Regions from separate parts of the Homo sapiens genome. Here region 2 is linked to region 1. Evidence: read pairs that join two places in POLR2A ChIA-PET (ENCODE). Cell type or tissue: MCF 10A. All regions are shown on one strand. Links, peaks and the distances in the headings refer to the core of each region. The heading gives the core; the rest is flanking DNA. Region 1 has its middle 42 kb from the start of LINC02862. Region 2 overlaps ABCA12 (ATP binding cassette subfamily A member 12).

What was found. Peaks named below come from ENCODE experiments on the same cell type or tissue, not always from the same donor. Only the 100,000 strongest peaks of a DNase experiment are listed, where the experiment ranks them.
Region 2: POLR2A ChIA-PET joins it to region 1 with 5 read pairs; 2 of 35 experiments call an interaction of 5 or more read pairs at or near these places.

The regions. Positions count from the first base shown.
Region 1 is chr2:215,229,060-215,237,452 of GRCh38, forward strand. No RefSeq gene overlaps it. Among named protein-coding and RNA genes, the nearest start is that of LINC02862, 42 kb to the right of the region's middle. In MCF 10A, for the core only: no CTCF peak of the experiment used is centred there; no DNase peak of the experiment used is centred there.
Region 2 is chr2:215,104,191-215,112,583 of GRCh38, forward strand. ABCA12 (ATP binding cassette subfamily A member 12) reads right to left here. Exons shown (of 53, transcript NM_173076.3): 2 at 7,407-7,500. Among named protein-coding and RNA genes, the nearest start is that of ABCA12, 30 kb to the right of the region's middle. In MCF 10A, for the core only: no CTCF peak of the experiment used is centred there; DNase peaks (open chromatin) are centred at 1,981 and 3,221.

The DNA of each region.
Region 1 (8,393 bases), core at 1,581-5,580:
TAAACAGTTTTTATCTGTTACCTAAATTTAAGCATCTTGAGTTTCTATTTATACCTGTTCTTCAATTCTCATCTGAACTAGTCTTAATAGCATACAACTTCCTGCATTAATGAATTGAATACATTTTTTACATGTTCATTTTATATTTGCACAAAAGCCATATTGCTAACTTTCCAAAAGTACACAGTAATATTCTGAACATTTGAAAAATGCAGGATATTTATATTGAACAAACATGAAAGATTTTAAATTAAATATTAAGCGTCCTCTTTAGAAAACATGTTCTGTGTTTTCTTCAACTCAGGCTCCAACCTCCAGCTAGGTTGTTGGGCTCCACATTCTTCTGTTGTCTCTGCTCTCCCCACCCTTATGCAAAGCACTTTTCCACATATCCCCTCCCTGTGTCCCCATTAGCAAAAAGAATTATTTTCCGAAATAAAGATCTTTTCTCCCTAAGAAGAATGGTACTGCCAATTTTGTTTATCTTGAAAGATATCTGAGTAAACAAGACTGGCAAAGACTGAGAAGGAAAATAAACTCAGGTACTAACTTGCTTCATACGAATAAAAAATCTGAGTCCCAGAAATAATTTGTTCACATATATCCAACTACCTAATTTATTATTAGAGAAAATAGGCTTTTTTTCTCTAATATAAAACATTATTTTAGAGATAATTCAAATTAAGTATTAAAATTTAGTTATTTCAGCCTCATTAAAACTTTTGTAGTAGGAGGTGGAAGAGTTTTAATCAAATAAAGCACAAATTAAACACTGTGTACATAGTAATATTTGATCCAATTTTAAATTGTGACTTCAAAACTGAGAAGGTGTTTTCCTTTGGATGGAAAATGCTATAGATGTTCACATTAGTAGATTAGATGTATTATTGAAACACCGAGAATTTACCATAAACAATTATGTAAAACACTATTGTTATACTATTATTATTATTATTATTATTATTATTATTATTATTATTTTAAGACAAAGTCTTGCTCTGTCACCCAGGCTGGAGTGCAGTGGCGTGATCTCGGCTCACCACAACCTCCGCTTCTGGGGTTCAAGCGATTCTAATGCCTCAGCTGCCTGAGTAGCTGGGATTACAGGCGCCCACCAACACACCTGGCTAATTTTTGTATTTTTAGTAGAGACTGGGTTTTGTCATGTTGGCTAGGCTGGTCTCAAACTCCTAACCTCAAGTGATCCACTTGCCCCGGCCTCCCAAAGTGCTGGGATTACAGGTGTGAGCCATCACATGTGGCCTTATAATATTATTTTTATGGGGAAAAGATATCTAAAAGGGGAGAAACTTTCCAAAATTTGTCTTTTTTTTTTTTTTTTTTCTTGAGACGGAGTCTTGCTGTGTTGCCCAGGCTGGACTGCAGTGGCACAATCTTGGCTCACTACAACCTCCACCTCCCAGGTTCAAGTGATTCTCCTGCCTCAGTCTTCCAAGTAGCTGGGATTACAGGCGCCTGCCACCATGCCCAGCTCATTTTTATATTTTTAGTATAGGCTAATTTTTGTATTTTTGGTAGAGACGGGGTTTCACCACGTTGCCAAGGCTGGTCTTGAACTCCTGACCTCAAGTGATCTGCCTGCCTTGGCTTCCCAAAGTGCTGGAATTACAGGCATGAGCCACACACCCCATCCAAAATTTGTCTTAAATGATTCTTTAGGAAAAATTTTCAGGTTGATGGAGAAAATATGAACAGTTTTAGTGACTTTGAAAGAAACTTCTACACATTTTCAAAAGCTCTAAGAAATAAATGAAATAAATATCTGGAATATATAATAATGGTAACTAGAATCAAAAGGTAATGATAAGAGCTAAGATATGTTTATTCAATTTCACAAATATTTACATGGCTTGTTTTCTACAGTCTTTATTGAGGCTGCCTTTGACCAAGAGTATGGAAAGTTACCTCCAGTACTCTTCCTACTATATTTTTCCTCCTTTTCCTTCATTGCTATCACATGCACCATATGCTTCACTTTTTTTATTTTGTCTTCTATTTCCTTCCCTAGAATATGCTCTCCCAAAAAGGAGGAATTTTTTCTGTTTGTTGACTGCTTATTCACATCAGCTAAAACAATGCCTCAATGCCTAGCACACAGTAGGTCCTCAGGAAATTTTTGTCAACAGAATAATCATTATATCTGGCAATAGCAGAAATCAATTTTTTAAACAGACATATAAATGATATAAAAATCGACCATGAGCTAGGCCATAAAGTAGCCTCAAGGAATTTCAAAGATAATAAACACATCACATTTGCTGACCACAGTGGAATTAAATTAGAATTACTCACCAAAAGTTAACTAGGGGAAACACACACACACACACACACACACACACACACAGAGACACATACACACACACAGAGCGATAGAAGGGGCCTGACTTTCTGGCCAGTCCAGTGGCTCATGCCTGTAATCCCAGCACTTTGGGAGGCTGAGGCAGGCGGATCACTTGAGGTCAGGAGTTCGAGACCAGCCTGGCCAACATGGTGAAACCCCATTTCTACTAAAAATACAGAAATTAGCTGGGCATGGTGGCAAGTGCCTGTAATCCTAGCTAAATCCTATAATCCGGAGACTGAGGTAGCAGAATCGCCTTGAACCCAGAAGGTGGAGATTGCAGTTAGCTGAGATCACGCCATTGCACTCCAGCCTGGGGGACAGAGGGAGACTCCGTCTCAAAAAAAAAAAAAAAAAAGAAAGAAAAAAAAAGAAGCCTGACTTTCTTCCTAGTGATGCAGCTGGCTTGTGCAGGGTTGCACAGTGAAACAGCAAGGGAAATAAAGATCCTACCTTTCTCCTCCCTCTGTCTGCTCTCCTCCCTCTCCTGCCATTGATCCTCACTGGCTGAAAGCAGTAGGAGCCCATGGAAGCCAAAAAAAAATCACTGAAGTGGCCCATAAATGTGGGCCCCTCAGGGCACCAACCGGTGGGAAAAGTGGAGCGATATCTGCAGTGACCATGAAAACTATGCAGCACGAAATGGCGTCTAGAACAACAGCGAAATGTAAGCAAGCACACAAAGTACTTACTGATAAAAAGCTGAGCACATTCTTTCTGAATCAGCGTCAAAACAAGATACTGGCTGTCATTGATCCCACCTGAAATTGTGTTTGAGATCTTTGCCAGGATATTAAAGTAAGAAAATGGGGCTGGGCGTAGTGGCTCACGCCTGTATTCCCAGCACTTTAGGAGGCTGAGGCAGGTGGATCACCTGAGGCCAGAAGTTCAAGGCCAGCCTGGCGAACATGGCAAAACCCCGTCTCTACTAAAAATAAAATAATTAGCTGGGCATGGTGGGGGGCAACTGTACTCAGGAGGCTGAGTGAGGCAGGGGAATTGCTTGGACCCGGGAGGTAGAGGTTGCAGTGAGCCGAGATCGCACCACTGCACCCCAGCCTGGGAGACAGAGTGAGACTCCGTCTCAAATAAATAAATAGGAAAAAAAAAGTGTAACAATCAGAAAGGAGGAGAAACAATGTCATTATTTATAGATGATGTGATAGTCTCAGTGTAAAACTCACATGATATGCAGATTAAATATTAGAACTGAACAGGTCTAGAGAAGTTGTATATATAAAACGAATATTTTTAAAATATATTGCATTTTTACATAACAAATTTACAATAGCAACACATATATTGTATCCATACATAAATCAAACAAGATGGAAAGATCTCTGTGGAGAAAATTATAAAACATATTAAGAGATACCAAAGTTAGACCTAAATAAAATGGAAAGGTAGACCATTTCCTGGATAAGAAAACTTTCTATACTAAAGAAATCACTTCTTCCTAAATTGACCGAGAGATTCAATATAATTCAGATTAGAATCTCCAAGGGTTATTTTGGAGAAATTGTCAAACTCATTCTCAAAATTTACATAGAAGAGCTTAGGACCATGATGAAAATATTACTGAAGAAAAGTAAATGGAAGAAACTTGCCCTACTGGATATCAAGCCTTATTATAAAGCTAAATAATTAAGACATGCCATGATATTGGCACAGGGATAGACAAATAGACAAATAGAACAGAACAGAAAGCCCAGAGACAGCCCTATGCAGAAAATATAATAAAATTGGCACTACAGATGTAGAGAAAAGGAAGGCACTGCAGGAAATAGTTCTGAAACAATTGAGTATATCCATATGGACAAAAATGAAAGTGGGTTACTACTTCACACTATATGAAAAAAATCAATTTCAGATTGATTAAAGATTTGTAAGGCAAAATATACAACTGTTAAGAGATTATAGTTGACTTTTGAACAATATAGGTTTGAACTGCATGAGTCCAGTTGCATGTGGATTTTCTTCTACCTCTGACACCCCTGAGACCACAAGGACAACCCCGCTTCCTCCTCCTCCTTACCAGCCTACTCAACGTGAAGACGACAAAGAAGACATTTATGATAATCCACTTCCATCTAATGAACAGCAAATATATTTTTCACTTATTATTTTCTTAATAACATTTTCTTTTCTGTAGCTTACTTTATTGTAAGAATATAGTATATAATACATTTAACATACAAAATATGTGTTAATTGACTGTTTATGCTATCGGTAAGGCTTCCAGTCAACAGTAGCTATTAGTAGCTAAGTTTTGGAGGCATCAAAAGTTTTACATGGATTTTTAACTGTGTGGGCGTCAGCATGCCTAACCTCTGCATTGTCCAAGGGTCAACTGTATATGAGAACATCTTCATGAACTCAGGGTAGAAAGAGATTTCCTGAGACCTAAAAATCACCAACCTTAAAGAAGATTGAAAATTAAAATTCAGGACTTTTATTCAATAAATGACACCACTATAAAAGTAAGAAAATAAGCCACAAACTGAACAAGATATGAAAGCTTGGCATCCAGGATATGTAAAGTATAGCTATGAATCAACAAGAAAATGACAGACCAATTGAAAAATAGTCAAAGGAATGAAAGATCACAGAAACAAGCACAAAGGGCCCAGGAACATATGAAAAGATGCTCAACCTTATAGAATGAAATATAATCCCACACATGGAAGACTGGTGAAAATTAAAGATTGGTCAAATCAAGCAGTGATAACTAAGTATAACAACTGAAATCTCCCACCCACTGTTTTTAGAGAATAAATGTGGAAAGCAGTTTAGCATCATCTAATAAAATTGGACATGTGCTTATATAGCAACACACTACTTCCACTCCTGTGTCCATATCCGAGGGCTGTACATTTCAGACTGTGACTTGTAACACAGTCACTTAAAAGTCAATAGAAAGAATGGAAATATAAGAATTGAATAGAGATATCAGAATGCATTGCAATTAGTAAGGATATGTATTGTTTCCTTCACACATTATGTAGGTGTGTACATATGTGTACTGACCGAATTATGATAATAAACATTTATTTTAGGCCAGGCCCGGTGGCTCACGTCTGTAATCCCAGCACTTTGGGAGGCCAAGGCGGGCAGATCACCTGAGGTCAGGAGTTCGAGATGAGCCTGGCCAACAGTCAAGACCCCAGGGGGGTCTTGGACGTCAAGACCCCATCTCTACTAAAAATACAAAAATTAGCCAGGCGTGGTGGTGCACACCTGTAATCCCAGCTACTCCAGAGGCTGAAGCAGGAGAATCGCTTGAACCCGGGAGGTGGAGGTTGCAGTGAGCTGAGATCGCACCACTGCACTCCAGCCTGGGCAACAGAGTGAGACTCCATCTCAAAAAAAAGAAAAGATATATTTTTACTGTGTATCTCAGGCAAAAATCTTTGAATATCACTGTCTACAGGAAGTCTTACATATGTACACCAAGAGACAAGTAGAAAAGTATTTATTGCAGCACTATTATGTTACGTCAAGACAGCAAAAACCTGCAAACGACAAAATAAAATGGGATATATACATTGTGGTATATTTGTGTAATACAGTGAACAATCTACTGCAAACATCAACATGGTTGAATCTCAAAAATGGTATGATGGGCAAAAGGAATAACCCCAGAAGCATGCCTACTGTATGATTCCATTTATATATAATTCAAAAATAAGAAAAGTAAATGTGCTATTTACAGCACATACCTAAGTAACAAAACTATAAAGAAAACCATGAAAATTATTAACACAATCTACTATAGAGGTGACCTGTAGTGGGGGATGGAGCAGGAGGAGAAACAGTCAAGGCAGAACACTAAGGTCTTCTAGGGAACTTACCAAGTTTATTTCCTGAGTGGTGAGTACACATGTGTTCATTTTATTATGACACTTTACTTTGTACATACATGCTGTGTACAACTACACATGCAAGATACATGTCACAATTAAAATTTAGAATAAAATGTTACTTCCTGCTATTTTATTTAACTGCATCTCAACAGAAGTCTAATATTAGAAGAAAATTTACTACTATGGTCAATGCATAGAAGGCTTAAATGAATATATAATTTGTTTAAAAATATTTCAAAACTTAACACAGTTGGAGAAAATCAGTCATCCTAAAGCTAGCAAACCACTTTGTGACCTGTAGCAACTCAAATAGTGGTTCAAAGAACTCTGTAAGGAGAGGATACAAGGTTTACCTTAAAATCTAATTAATGTCAAGTCATTGGTATCCCAGCTCAGCATCACACTAAACACACTAATTTTTTTTTCTCTAGAAACATAATCAGAAACTTAAAAAAATTAATTGGATGAATAATTTTACAACTGGGGAAAAACAGAGTTAGAGAACAGCCTCAATACAGAATTATCGATATAAATGATAGCATCCAGAATACATCACACTCTGCAGTCACTAAAATCAACCGGGTAATGTGTGCTACATGAAAAGATGCCCCTGATACTATGTCAGAGTGAGTAAGTTTCAGAAAAGTTTAATGTTTTAGGCCAGGCACGGCAACTCATGCCTGTAATACCAGCACTTTGGGAGGCCGAGGTGGGCAGATCACCTGAAGTCAGGAGTTCGAGACCAGCCTGACCAGCATGGCGAAACCCCATCTCTACTAAAAATACAAAAAAAAAAAAAAAAAAAAAAAAGGTAGCTGGGTGTGGTGCTGCATGCCTGTGATCCCAGCTACTTGGGAGGCTGAGGCAGGATACTCCCTGGAACTTGGGGGGCAGAGGATGCAGTGAGCTGAGAATGTGCCGCTTCACTCCAGCCTTGGCGACAGAGCGAGACTACTCTCAGAAAAAAAACAAAAAAAAGGTTTAATGTTTTACTACTACTTCAGGCTGGGCACAGTAGCTCACGCCTGTAATCTGAGCACTCTGGGAGGCCGAGGTGGGTGGATCACCTGAGGTCAGAAGCCTAAGACCAGCCTGACCAACATGGTGAAACCTCGTCTCTACTAAAAATACGAAAAAAAAAAAATTAGCTGGGCGTGGTGGCGCATGCCTGTGATCCCAGCTGCTTGGGCTGCTGGGGCAGGAGAATTGCTTGAACACGGGAGGCAGAGGTTGCAGCCTGGAGACAGAGTGAGACTGTGTCTAAAAATAAATAAATAAATAAAATAAAATACTACTTCAGGGTTTTCTTAATATTATATATTGGGAGATACACAAGCAAATATGTGAAAAAAAATCTAAACTAAACTATTAATACTGGTTGAAATTGAGACTTTTGTTTTCTACTTTATACATTTCTGAATTGTCGGAATATTATTTTGTAATGAGTCTGTACTATTTTGTAATATATATTATACACAAATTATATTACATACAAATTATATATTATATATATATAAACCATCAGATAACGATGATATGGAATAATCAATTTCCTGCTATGAAATAAACAGAAAATGAAATGGTGGTAGAAGACTTCAGTTTAATAATAATTAGGACACTAAAATTGCAGCTATCTATCTTCTTTCTGAACATGAAAGACCTTGTTCTAGTCTGTGAAGAAATAGTTGTTTATTTTGCCATGTTTGTAAAACACTGACCCAAATATTTTTCAGAAATAGCCACAGCCACACTATTTACCATATTGGCATTCCTTATTGATGGATAATGCATTATCCCTCCCTCTCTCCCACGCACAGAGCAAATGCTCTTTTTACATTATTGAGTTGACATTTGAATAAACTCTCATTTGACTGGTTTGCCCGCAAGTGCCTCTAGGTGAGTATACGGCCTTGAGGATATAAAGTTTAGAAGTTTTATCTGCCCCCATTGTACTTTCAAATTAGTACATGTCTGCTGTAACTTATTTGAACATAAAATACAGCAAAGTGAAATTATTAAGACCTTTTCTTTTCCTTCTTTCTATAGTTAGCACTAAGAATAAAAAGTTACTAATTGCCTCAATTCTATGAATATGATGCAATAAAGTTGCAGCACAAGAAAAAAATAAAATTTCTTTAAGTAAATTTTCTGGTGGCTGGCCCAATAAG
Region 2 (8,393 bases), core at 1,704-5,703, 120 kb before region 1:
GCTTGCAAGGTAGACTACACAATGTGGGGATGATACAGGATGGAGAGAAAATACCCTTCCTTACTCTTAATTTTTCTACTTGTTAAAATTAAGTTTTATTGTACTTCAGAGATATTTCCTATTCTCTGTGCAATTCTGTTTACTGAGCCTAAGAGGGCATTAGCTGAGAAACCTTGTCATCGTGTTAGCTGGCATTAGGGTGTGCCCATCCACATTGCATGAGAGTCAGGCCAGGAGCTGGGGGAGATGGACCACTGCCAGCAGGAGCTGTAGTCATCCCTGTGAGTGATGCAGCCGTGTCCACATCTTCGACCCCTCTGTGTGCTTCAGACAGCTCTGCACGGGACACTGGAGGAAACAGGGTCCCAATCAAATCCCAATTTCAGTTTCTATGGCTTCCACAGAATTTATCTCCATGTTGGTATGTGAAGGGTCAGTAATGTTTCCCAAAAAGTCACTTACTACAATTTGCTGATGGAGGAAGTACAGGATGGGTCTTTGGCCGTGAAATTCAAAAGCTGTTCCAAAATGTTCTGAAACTTCTTAAGCAAGAAGCAGGCTGTTAATGCTCCTACACAAAAAATCTCTCCTACATATTTGGAACTCTTTCGTATTTGTGATGGAAATTCCCAGGTGGATGTAGCTGGGAAGGAGTGACGGGGCTTTATATTCATTTTCTTTCCCCCATATGGGCATTATAGACATTATTTTGATCCCATAATCAGATTTACCTGGATCTGAAAAATAAATAGCAAACCAAAACAAACTAACTCCTTGTCCCTTACCCATCTCAGACTCACATTGAGTTTTTTTTACTATCTATCATTGAGTGAATTTTGTAATCCAGTCACCCATATAAATCTTCCAAACTGTATCAGATTTTTACCTGTTGCATTCTGACTGTGTTCCCTGTTAGGAACCATGCTATACCTTGTGCGTACAGTGGTATGATGTGATTTCTGCTATTAATGTGCTATCTATCCAATAAGTGAGTCAAGACTGAAGCAGCAAACACTTAAAGACCATTATAAGCCAATACTTCAACAAGAGAGATATAAAGGAAAATTGATTGGGGTTTGAGTGATCAGACAAGGCTAAATGGGAGTACCCTGGATGTGAGCTTGGCTTTTAACTGGCATGCAGGGAAGATAAAAGGACATGCATCAACGTGGGAGTGAGAATGAGACGTGTGGAGGACATTCAGACACCTCCTCCTTAAGCACAGGCATTCTACTGCAGAACAGAATGAACACAAAGTTGGAAGAATCCTGATTATGCAGGTCTTGAAAGTCAGACAAAGAGAAGGTGAAACCTAATGGGCCCAAATAGTATTCTAGGGAGATTATCTGATGAAGAAACATGGAAAGAGTTGGAGTTAGGGCTTCAAGACACACACACACACACACACACGCACACACACACACACACACACGCACTTTCACACAGTCACAAAGCTATGGAAGCAATCCAAGCATGAGACAATGGGATCTTGAACCAAGGGGTGACAGGAAGGATGGAAGGGCAGCAGTAACTCTGGGACACATTTCACAAATGGATTCTGACTTGCATGCCAGCGGTTATGGGAGGTAAACGAAGGGAGGAGTCATGGATGATTCAGATGTTTCTAACCTGAAAGACTAACTAGTGTTGCTGGTACTCATGAGAATGCAGAAACTGGATTGGGCAATCCACAGCAAAAGACAAATGATGATGAATTCTGAGCTCCTCAGAACAACAACAACAAAAAAACCTATGTAAATTTTTAGCCAATCAAGATAGCAAATGAAATTATTTCCTGTGGGTCCTTCAGTTTTCATCATTAGATCATGGGTGTGCTGGAGAGCAAGGTGCAGTCTGGAATCCTGCACTCATGCCCTTGTCCTCACTTCCCTGAAAACATACCACAGGAAAAGTCAGCAGCAAGAGCAAGGCCAGAACACACCTCACTCCTCTGACTTTCACAACCCTCATCAGTGAGATGCCCCAGAGGCTCTTTCAACATTAAGACTGTACAATAGCTCTTCTTAACAATTCGGGCGCTGGAGTCATAACAACTTGCATGGATCCCACAAACCACTTGTTGATCAACAATTTCAATCCTCCTTCTCACATTTTTTTTTTCCCAGAGCTACTAACAAGTAGAAAAACAACTTGAGTTCATTTTTACAGCAATGCTCAATCTATGATAGTCCTAATAAGTGGTATGAGGAAGAAAAATGAGTTATTGTAATGAACCAGACCTCAGGACCGCCATCGGTGACACCCATGACCCAGATAAAACCATCTGTCCGCAGGTATCTTATCCAAAAATCCAGGCTCCAGCACATAATAACCATGTGAACCTTGGTAAATTACTTAACACATTATTTGTGTCTCAATTTTCTCATCTTTAAAATAGGGACAATTCTATTACAAGGTCCAAAGAAATGATGTGAGTATTAACTAAGGCATGCAAAGTACTTAGCACAGTGTCTGACACATAGCAAAGTGTTCAATAAATGTTCATCCCTGTTATTACTTGTATGCATCCCTGAAGATAAAGGGTATGCTTTGGAGGCAAAAAAAAAAAAAAAAAGTCAGGCTGAAAATGTTGGACGTTCTTGCATTTACCAAAGCTGTTGAGTAACATCTGGATGGGTGCTATTTAGTATAACTCTGTGATAATATAAATTTGGATATAATTCAATTCATGGCTGGCTCCTGCCTTCCACCAGCCCTGATTTTCACATGCAAGATGGGCTGAATTTCTTATCCGCAGAGGGCCCAGGAGTGTTAGAAAGTGACAGCCTTGAGATAGTTGGGGCTTAATGTAATGTATGGTCATATTTGCACAGTATGATTTCCATTGTACTTTTAGAGGTATTTAGGGAACAATAGAAAAACATTGTTTTTCATAAACTTCACAAAAGTGTGACTCCTTATTTGACATGACTACTTTTTTTGGAGTCTACTTATCTCATTCTGTCAGGGTTTTACTGTACTTGAAAAATAGTTGTACAGTAATTAGGGGCTGCTTGCCTGGACATTCATGGGTATGTGTGTATTAAAGGGAGACAAAATAAGCTTGCCGCACATTACAGCTTGGCTTAGTCTAAGTGTGTCTTGTAGAGATTTGTGCTGTTTTGTTGGCCCTTGATCCTAAGCAGTGTTTTTTGGCTTTAACATTTGCCTCTTGACAAGCTGCTGCATGTGGAGATTATAAGAGATTGAAACTACTTCAAACTTGGCACCTCAGCTCATTTCTTCCCTGTTTGAATGAGAAGAATTAGGGCCTGCCTGCCAGGCTCAAAAGGTTTTCTTCACCTGGGATTTATTCTTTGCAGAGGCTAGTTACCTAAGCCATTTGTTGCAACACAAAAGGGAATGAGTGAAGTCAGGTGATGTCAGGAATATCTATGTTATCTGGACCAGCACCAATGGTGTCAGGGATTGCAGCTGGTTCCCGCTCATCAAAAATGCAGACTTCTCCAGATGCCCAACCATCAAAAAGACTATGAAGGGAATCCTTTACGTCACTAATTATATTTGTTCTAAATGAGTTATCAAGTCCTACAGACCTGCCTGACTCTTCTGGGAGCAGAATGTACCCACAGTATTACAGAACAGAAGTTGTTGTGGGATCCATGCATGTTGTTATGACTCCAGTGCCCGAATTGTTAAGAGGAGCTATTGTACAGTCTTAATGTTGAAAGAGCCTGTGGGGCATCTCACTGATGAGAGTTGTGAAAGTCAGAGGAGTGAGGTGTGTTCTGGCCTTGCTCTTGCTGCTGACTTTTCCCGTGGTATGTTTTCAAGGAAGTGAGGGCAAGGGCATGAGTGCAGGATTCCAGACTGCACCTTGCTCTCCAGCACACCCATGATCTAATGATGAAGACTGAGGGACCCACCATGGCTGAGTTTCATTTAGAGGTGGATTCTAGAGTTTCATCTTCACTTCTCTATTGCCCAACTAGCACTGTAGCCCACAAATGATTTTAACTCTATTAAAGAGGACCTAATTTCTATGATACTTCAGCTACAATGCTTCATGAAGAATTAGTTGGACACAGGTAGCACTGAATACTAATAGTTAGGATAACTCTAATACATACATTGGAATGCACTTACTCCCCATATTTCTTGATTTCATAATTGAGGCAAAGCAGGGGTGCTTCCAATCCTAGTTTCTAATTTTAGTTCACTTTTACAAAATGTAAATGATGCAATGTGAAAAATTAGTACTGACTACTAGATGTAAGAAATGTGAGTTCATGAGCTTAAAACAAGATTCTGGGGCCAGACTGCTTGGTTTCAAATCCTGACACCACCACTTATTAACGGTACCATCTTGGTCAAGTTACTTAAGTTCTCTGTGCATTAGTTTTCTCAACTGTGAGATGAATAATACAGTCACCACCTTACTAAATATCTGGTACACAGTATGAGATCAAGAAATATTTTTATTATGATGAATTATTGGCCAATTCTAATCTTTCAGCATAAAAGACATACATGAGAAACAAAGAAAAACAAGAGCAATTTAAAAAACAGGATAAAAGCATCTAAATCCAAACTGTCATCTCAAAGTTATTCTTTCTACGACAAAAGAGGGGGAAAAGGCCAGGTGCGGTGACTCATGCCTGTAATCCCAGCATTTTGGGAGGCCGAGGCGGTGGATCACGAGGTCAGGAGTTCCAGACCAGCCTGGCCAAGATGGTGAAACCCCCGTCTCTACTAAAAATACAAAAATTAGCCAGGTGTGGTGGTGGGCTCCTGTAATCCCAGCTACTCAGGAGGCTGAGGCAGAGAATTGCTTGAACCCAGGAGGCAGAGGTGGCAGCGAGCCGAGATCGCACCACTGTACTCTAGCCTGGGCGACAGAGCAAGACTGTCTCAAAAAAAAAAAAGGAGGCGGGGGGGCAAGTAACTGCTTCTCTACCAGTCTTACATTCTCCAAATTACTCTATAGCACCTCTGATTACAAAATTACATTTTATATTCTATTGATTATAGAATGTATTGAAACTTTGGGCATAATTTTTACTTGGCTCTTATTTACCCAAATAGGAGTTTCAGACTTAGAAAAAATTTGTGTATAAAAGGGTAAGATGCGGTAAATCTCATGGACAAAGAAGCGGTTTTCACCACCTTTCTTTCCTATCCCACATGATTGAATTTTGGCAAACTGTAATCTCCCTGTGTTGCAGGTTTCTCATTTGTAAAGTGAGAGGGTCACTTCTACTTGTAATAACAAACCAAAAAACTATTTTTTAGACTGAGTCTGATAAGGTCTAAGAGACTAACAAACATACTTTCCGTGTTTGAACCATCCTATAATTTTGTACTGTCCTACTGATAAACAGAAAGATAATCACTTCCTTGGCTAGTTATTATTAGAGTATGATAATAGGTCCATAGCAAAAAGTTATTCATCTCCTCCCTGATACAATGTTTTTTCAGAGCCCTTTAGATTAGGCCTAAGAGGCACATATCACATTATTTCTCTAGTATTTTTTTTCTTCCTAATTTAGTAGAATTATAAGAGCTTTCCACAGTTTTTTCCATGAATCTCTAATGCTATCAGGTAATATCAATTAATTTAAGACTGCTCATTCAAAGACCTTATATTTCTCTCTTGGAAGTTTTACAAGAGGAACTTTATGTAACTGAAAAGTCCTTAAAAACAAGAAATTGGTGAAAATAGGTGTTGAAAGGAGCTATTAAAATCCTCCCATCACTATTGTTAGAAAATTGATAGTTAGCATATTAAACCAGAATATTTAAGAGTATTTGTCCTACTTATATGGTATTCCTGAAGCCCATGCTACTTAAGATATGTAGAAATATATAAATGGATTATTTCTGAGACCCATGCTACTTAAGATATGAACAAACATATAAACTCCAACAGTATACGGTGGAGTCAATCTGTTATAAATAACTAATATACACATAATATGAAGAGAGCAAAATTATGCTGTTTTTATGAACAATCAAATAAAATCTCATCAATAACTCAAATGACTTGAGAAAACATCCTTTAGAAGTAAGGCACTGTTGGCTGGGCGCGGTGGCTCACGCCTGTAATCCCAGCACTTTGGGAGGCCGAGGTGGGTGGATCACAAGGTCAGGAGATCAAGACCATCCCGGCTAACACAGTGAAACCCGGTCTCTACTAAAAATACAAAAAAATTAGCCAGGCGTGGTGATGGGCGCCTGTAGTCCCACCTACTCAGGAGGCTAAGGCAGGAGAATGGTGTGAACCCAGGAGGCAGAGCTTGCTTGCAGTGAGCCGAAATCGCGCCACTGCACTCCAGCCTGGGCGACAGAGTGAGACTACGTCTCGACAAAACAAAACAAAAAAGAAATAAGGTACTATTTAAATGTAAGGAATTGTTTATTCTAGCACCAACAGTTTAAATGCTTTCCACTAACTGAGTTGACATTTTCTTTTGAATTAGCCTATTGAGCATGATTCACGTAAATTCTGCTATGGTTCTCATCTGATTTCTTAGAACTGGGTGATTCAAAAACACTAATTATTTTTAAAAGTCACTAGCTTTTTACTCTCTTTACAAAATAATTCAGGATTGTCTTCTTTTACATAGCAAATTACCATAATTTATGTGAAATACAATCTAATTTATAGAAATTTGATTTACAAGAAGCTTTTTAGGAGATGGCTGCTTTGTGAAGCAAGAAGTGTCTGGTTTGACTTTTCCTCCTCTTTTAAGAAAACTGGCTTCACAGGGAAAAAATAAAAATGAAAACAGCATTCATCAAGCCACTGGGGTTAAAACCCTCATCCCCCTCAGTTCTGAGGACTTTTCTTAGTCCTTTCTACTTTTTCATTCTGGATCCAAAAGAAAATAACGGAGTGTCGGGCATTCTGCCCATTTTACAACTTGACAATTACTAAATGTAACTGAAAGAGCGCTAATTAGATAACAATCTTCTCTTGAACTAAATGTGTTGACACATTTACACCACTCAAATATCAGCCCTAAAGAGAGAGAAGGGATTTGTATACTACTCTGGATTTTCATTTGTTCAGTTGATCAAATACAAGACTATGGTTTCCATTACAAAAGTAAAGAATGATATAGCAAGAGATTGCTGCTTGTTTGTGCTGTGCATATCATGGCAAGATTTATGAAATGAATAATAAATGAGTCAAAATTTTATAAAGGCTAAAATATTTTCTGGCTTCTACAAGCTTCATATTTTTCTAGATAAATATTACAAACTCAACTTTCTGACTAACTTGAAAATCTAGGGTAAAAAACACACAAATTGTTCATATTAATCCTTCCAAGTGAAAACACTATACAAAAAAAAATTTTTGAAATGAAACACTAAAGTGGTACCAAAATAAATTTTAACTAGAATCCAAAAATTAAGGAAATAAACAAATGTCATTTACTTACAAGTTGGTTTTGCAGTTGGAGGAAATTTGGTCCGAGTAATAGCCAAAATTATGAAAATAATGACTGGCCATAAGATCAAGACAAGTGTCCAAAGCTGCAAAATAATGGTAGAAAAAATTGTTAGTTTTATTGTTGAACCAAAGATTTTTAAAACCTGACTACAAAAAGTATGTCATACTATAATATTTCAACACAAGCTGAATATTTGACCAACTGTAGATATTATTAATAAAAAGTGAATGAGAGATTTTTTTAATATGTAAAAGACCTGTAAATGCACAGAAGAATGATTTTTCCAGGCTTAAAACCATGAAATAACCTTCTGAAGATTTATTTTGGATCACCTCTCATGACTGCCCCAATCATCATTATATTAAAATTAACCCTGATTGGTTACTTCATTCCTTAAAAATCCTTTAGAGTTTCCCACTTCCCTATTGGATAAGACACAATGTTCTAAACAGGCCATACAAAACCCAAAATAATTTCAACCTATGCCTATTTTAGCCCTTTCAATGTCAGCATTCTATGCTCAGTCATAAAGACTGGTGTGTGAAGTGGGTCATGACCCATAAATATTGTTGAAAAAATGAACTTAAGAATGAACCAAAAAAGAAATAATTGAGTCAATGAGTGAAGAAGTAAAAAGGAACTTCAAGTCCCATGCAGTCCCATATACTACTTAATGTCTTGTGTGTCTACTTCTATCATAGAACTTACACCGTTATAGTCAATGATTTTTTTTTTTTTTTTTTGCCCAGTTCCCAAATAAACTGGACGTTCATTTATGGTAGGGGCAGTGTCTTATTGATACCTAAATTTCCACCACTCGATGAAAAATAGATGCTCAAAAACACATACTGCATTGAAATTTCTTTGGGTTTTTTTTGTTTTTTTTTTGTTTTTTTTTGTTTTTTTTTGAGACAGAGTCTTGCTCTGTCACCCAGGCTGGATCACAGTGGTGTGATCTTGGCTTGCTGCAACCTC